2 separate regions of the Homo sapiens genome follow, and region 2 is linked to region 1. Evidence: read pairs that join two places in POLR2A ChIA-PET (ENCODE). Cell type or tissue: A673. All regions are shown on one strand. Each heading gives the region's core, and the rest is flanking DNA. Links, peaks and the distances in the headings are about the cores only.

What was found. Peaks named below come from ENCODE experiments on the same cell type or tissue, not always from the same donor. Only the 100,000 strongest peaks of a DNase experiment are listed, where the experiment ranks them.
Region 2: POLR2A ChIA-PET joins it to region 1 with 5 read pairs; 2 of 35 experiments call an interaction of 5 or more read pairs at or near these places.

What each region holds. Positions count from the first base shown.
Region 1 is chr10:119,845,381-119,848,298 of GRCh38, forward strand. MCMBP (minichromosome maintenance complex binding protein) reads right to left here. Exons shown (of 16, transcript NM_001256378.2): 8 at 2,233-2,333. Among named protein-coding and RNA genes, the nearest start is that of MCMBP, 26 kb to the right of the region's middle. In A673, for the core only: no CTCF peak of the experiment used is centred there; no DNase peak of the experiment used is centred there.
Region 2 is chr10:119,527,801-119,530,718 of GRCh38, forward strand. All of the region lies in intron 1 of RGS10 (regulator of G protein signaling 10), which reads right to left. Among named protein-coding and RNA genes, the nearest start is that of RGS10, 13 kb to the right of the region's middle. In A673, for the core only: no CTCF peak of the experiment used is centred there; a DNase peak (open chromatin) is centred at 1,221.

The sequences.
Region 1 (2,918 bases), core at 125-2,624:
AGGAAGGTCTAGATTTCCAAGATATGTTGTTAATAAAAAAAATTAAAAAGTGTAAGAGTATATATACCATGTTACCTTTTATAGAAGAAAAAGGTAGAAATAAAATGTATACGTATCTTCATATTTTTGTAAAAAAATAAATACAGGAAGGATAAACCAGAAACTGTGGTTCCCTAAGGAGGCTGGGTGGGAACAGACAGCAGGAATGGGGATAGCCGAGAATGACACCTCTGAGAATCTTTCTAAGTAAAATAAATAATGAAATCACACTGAAGGGGAAGAAAAGTTACCTGAGTAAGTGGAACATAGCTCTGACTACACAGCTGCATTCTAAAATAAAAATGAACTGGAAATGTATTGAACTCTAATTACTAGGTTTCTGTTTTGTAGTGGTATGGGTTACCAATTCTGAAATTCCCTTCTGTATATGGTAGAAATGGGGAAACAACAGATTGTGAATAATGGGAATCAAATTTGTTAGAAAAAGAAGTCATAAATATAGAAAGGAGAACAACTAGAACATGTGACTCCTGCTGTGCTGAACTGGAATCAGAAATATGAACCCATGGTTTTTCACAGACATTAGAAATACACAAAACATGCATGTGAGTGTGTATGTGTGCATTTAAATGTGGGTGCGTATATATGTATCCATATGCTGCATGTATCCTAGCTCTGTCTACTTTAAGGGCCTAGATGCAAATCTAATCCAGTACCAACGAGCACATCTAGGACTCAGATCTTCAAAGCATACGATGAAGCTGCAACAGCTTAATATGCCAGAAAATAAATGTTAAAAAATGATAACATCATCTCAAAAAAAGGACCCGGCACCTGCTTAAAGTGGCTCCCACTAGCCAAATCTGGGAAAATTTGGGTCTCGAAATAAAATAATGATATTAACATTGAATAAAATCAGAATCTATTAGTCTATACTAAATATAAGTAAATACATTACTTGAATAAACAAATGGAAGAGGTATCTTTTATAGTAGAATGCCAATAAATAAATGTACTGCGTTAGAAAATTGCCAACAAAGTAATAACTGATTCAAGCAAGAATCATCAATGAATGCTAAAATAAATTGGTGAAAGTTTAATGAGAAACTGGATATTTATGTCCCCAAGTACCTTCCTCCAAGTTACTTGTCAATTACAAAGTGAGAAATGTAACTTTACAGAAGAGACATCTGGAAGTCACCACCTTAACCAACTAATGAAAATTAACCTCACCAGTAAAGGGACAAACTGACATCGCATGCCTCCTGCTGTAACATACTGAGGATACATCAATTCTGTAATATTCCTGCCAAAAATGCAAAACATTGAGTCTAACCATGAGGAAACAAGTAACTGGTAACTGGCTTACACTCTTCAAAAGCATCAAGGCTGTCTGCTCTCTACCACGTGAGAAGACAGCCATCTGTAAACCAGGAAGCGGGCCCTCACTAGAAACCAGATCTGCTGGGAACTTGATTTTGGACTTCCCAGCCTCCAGAACTACTGGAAGACATATATTTCTGTTGTTTAAGGAAAAAAAAAAAGTGGCAAGACCATGAAAGACAAAGGCTGAGGACTGTTTCAGATTGAACTCTAGTTATTTAGGTTTATGTTTTGTAAAGGTATGAGTTAACAATTCTGAAATTCCCTTCTCTATGTTGTAAAAATGTGCAAATGATAAGATTGTGAAAAATGGGAATCAAGTTTAAGAGAGTTACACTAATACAGAAAGGAGAACAAGCAGAACGACACCTGTGGTGCTGAACTGGAATCAGAAATACAGTATGAACTCAGTAGAAATAGAGAATGAGCGAGCTTCTGAACCCTGGACTGGGGGATGCAGAAGGGAGACGTGTAAGAAAGAACATGATTAAGACAATTAGTGAAATTAAGTATAGATTGTGGATTAGTGTATTGTATATTTGTGGCAAATTTCCTAGTTTTGATACCTGTACTCTAATTATATATGAGAAAGTCAGTACTCTTAGGAAATGTTGACAAGCAGTTAGGGGTAAAAGGGCTTGATTTCTGCAACATACTTTCAAGTGTTTCAGAAAAATGTGTGCATAGAGAGCACAAATGAATGACAAAACACATGGGGTGCAAGTGTTTACAACTGGTACATCTGGGAGAAAGGGAAAAGGGAGTTCTTTAAAACCATCCTGTAACTCTCCTGAAAACTTGAAATTATATAAAAATAAAGGAGACCAAAAAAAGAGCACACAGACTCACCTTTCATCATTATTCAGTATACTCAGCACAGGATCCACAGACAGTATGCCATATAGCTCAAGAATGTCATTTACTTTGAAACAATCCCAATCTTCATAAACCTAACAAGAGACCACATGAAATCACACTGTTAGAACAGACACAAAGCTTAAGATATTAGTCTTGAAGTACCAATATCTTGGAATTTTAGATCAGGAAACAGACCTTAAAGCAAGTCCTTTATTTTATAAATTTTTATAAATTGAGACCAAGAGTCATTCTGCTAGTTAGCAAATAAGTGAAAAACCAAAACACAGGATGCCTAACTTCCAGACTAATGTCTGTTTTCAATATACCACAGTACTACAAAAAAAAAAGGCTTTTCCTAAAATTAAAAAAAGCCTTTTCCCAAAGGCTGACAGTTAAAACTAGAACTGTGCACTATCTCAAAACCTATTAAACCACACCAAGAAAAGGAAAAAACAAAAACAAGATGATTAACTTTGCATTTATTCATAAACTGCAACATCGGATTAACACAAAACTTGGAATGGCCAGAAGATTTTTCACAATTTAAAAAAAAAAAAAAACCTTTCAAAATTGTCTGTCATGATGGACTTAGTAATAGTCAAGGCCATTTACTGATTAGACCTGGTAGAAGCAAGGCAGGGGAAAAAATGGTAATTTTGGTCCCTGTGCCATATGAC
Region 2 (2,918 bases), core at 282-2,781, 320 kb before region 1:
TGCACAGACTTAGAATTATGGTGCTGTGTTGTGACTATTTACATGACTGACTCCCACTAGTCTGAAGGCTCCTATGTGTCCTCATCTTGTATCTCCAGCACCTAGCTCATTATCTGGCACAGAGATTAAAAAACTCATTGCAGGACGGGACCCACGTGATGGCGCAAAATGTCAGAGGGTTGCCAGAATACCCAGGCATCAAGATAAATGTCATTTCAGGCAATAGCTCTTTTTGTTTGTTTGTTTGTTTTTGACAGAGTCACTCTGTTTCCCAGTCTGGAGTGCAGTAGCACAGTCTCGGCTCACTGCAACCTCTGCCTCCTAGATTCAAGCGATTCTCCTGCCTCAGCCTCCCAAGTAGCTGAGATTATAGGTGATTCCCACCGCACCCAGCTAATTTTTGTATTCTTAATAGAGACGGGGTTTTACCATGTTGGCCAGGCTGGTCTCGAACTCTTGACCTCAGGTGATCCACCCACCTCGGCCTCCCAAAGTGCTGGGATTACATGCATGAGCCACCGCGCCCAGTTCCTCAGGCAATACTTTTTCAAAAAATCAAAATTTATGCTAAAAAATCCATGATGAACAAAATACCCAAATTTTAAATAAAGACAGGATCGGTTATGCTGATTTTTCCTTTTGCTTCAGAGTCCAATATGGCTCAGCATCACACTGTTATTTTTCCTGACTTTATTTAAACTTCGGATATTTGTTCATTACGGATGTTTCTGCATTAATTTTGATCTTTTAAAACACTGCATTAAATATCATTTATAGGCTGGGTGCAGTGGCTCACACTTGTAATCCCAGCACTTTGGGAGGCCAAGGCAGGCAGATCACCAGAGGTCAGGAGTGAAACCTCATCTCTACTAAAAATATAAAAATTAGTTGGGTGTGGTGGCATGCACCTGTAATCCCAGCTCCTTGAGAGGCTGAGGCAGGAGAAACGCTTGAACCCAGGAAGCGGAGGTTGCAGTGAGCCAAGATCACACCACTGCACTCCAGCCTGGGCGACAGAGCAAGATTCCATCTAAAAATAATGATAATAAATAAATAAATAAATAAATAAATAAATATCATTATCCTGATGCCTGAGGTTTTTGGCAACCCTCTTACATTTTGGTGCACAGAGAAAATGGATGAAAACTCTTTGCATCTGCACATCTTCCACTGTACTCTCTGACTCACGACACTGAGAAGTCTCCTGGGAGGAACAGGGAATCTCCAAATAACACACTTTGGCCACTTGCCTGTAGGAGGAGGGAACAATTAAAGCATGCTTCATTCTATGGCATGTGATCCCTTCCTGGAGTCAAGGAAGAACCATGGAATGTCACTTCAGATGGGGCCAGGTTCAAAACCCAGTTTCTGGCCGGGCACGGTGGCTCACGCCTGTAATCCTAGCACTTTAGGGGGCTGAGGCGGGTGGATCACTTGAGGTCAGGAGTTCAAGACCAGCTTGGCCAACATGGTGAAACCCCGTCTGTACTAAAAATAAAAAAAAGTAGCTGGGTGTGGTGGTGGGTGCCTGTAGTCCCAGCTACTTGGGAGGCTGAGGCAGGGGAATCATTTGAACCTGGGAGGCGGAGGTTGCAGTGAGCCAAGATCGTGCCACTGCACTCTAGTCTGGGTGACAAGAGCGAAACTCTGACTCAAACGAAACAAAACAAAACAAAACAAAAAACCCAGTTTCCCCAATTCAAAACTATAGGATCTTGGGCAAAATTCTTGTGTATATTTGAAAATCATCCCCCATCTCTTGGGTTATCATAAGGATTCAAAAATGGAAGCACATCAGGCACCTAGCAGCACACTTGGGACACAGTAGATGCTCAACAAATGTGAGCTCCTTTCTTCCCATCTCTAAAATAACCATCTATCAAGCAAACTACTTCTATAACTAACACTTTTTTCCCCATTGACTTTTTTTCTTTCCAAAGCTAGAGACATGTTTCTATAAAAAAAAGTTCAAATCTAGGAGAAAATAAACTTTTAATTAAGAAATCAGCAAGGCCGGGCGAGGTGGCTCACTCCTGTAATCCCAGCACTTTGGGAGGCCGAGGCAGGCAGATTGCAAGGTCAAGAGATCGAGACCATCATGGCCAACATGGTGAAACCCTGTCTCTACTAAAAATACAAAAATTTGCTGGGCATGGTGGTGGATGTCTGTAATCCCAGCTACCAGGGAGGCTAAGGCAGGCGAACTGCTTGAACCCGGGAGGCGGAGGTTGCAGTGAGCTGAGATTGCACCACTGCACTCCAGCCTGGTGACAGAGCGAGACTCCATCTGATTAAATAAATACATAAATAAATCAGCACAGCAAACCACCTCTAAATGATATATTTTTTTAAATAAAGTCTCATAAATATTAATTGCTGCAAACAGCTAGGGGGCCACACAGCTAAAAATGGTTTTGGAGAAAATCTGTATCAGAGCACACTGGACTTACTTAATAGTAACAGCTCCTGTGATCTCTGATGTTCTATGGGGGGTCAAAATACATGTTGACTTCTTGATCCCCTGGGACTCCAAATCCAAGCACCTGGGGAAACTACCAGGATTTTAGACATTCACCAGATGACATGAGCTAAATTAGAACCAGGCCAGCTGGGCACAGTGGCTCATGCCTGTAATCCAAACACCTTGGGAGGCTGAGACAGGAGGATGGCTTGATCTCAGGAGTTCAAGACCAGCCTGAGCAACATACTGGGACCCCATCTCTATAAAATATTTAAAAACTAGGCTGGGCACGGTGGTTCACACCTATAACCCCAGCACTTTGGGAGGCCCAGGTGGGCAGATCACTCAAGCTCAGGTGTTCGAGACCAGCCTGGGCAACATAGTGAAATCCTGTGTGTACAAAAAATACAAAACTTAGCTGGGCATAGTGGCATGTGCCTTTAGTCCCAGCTATTTG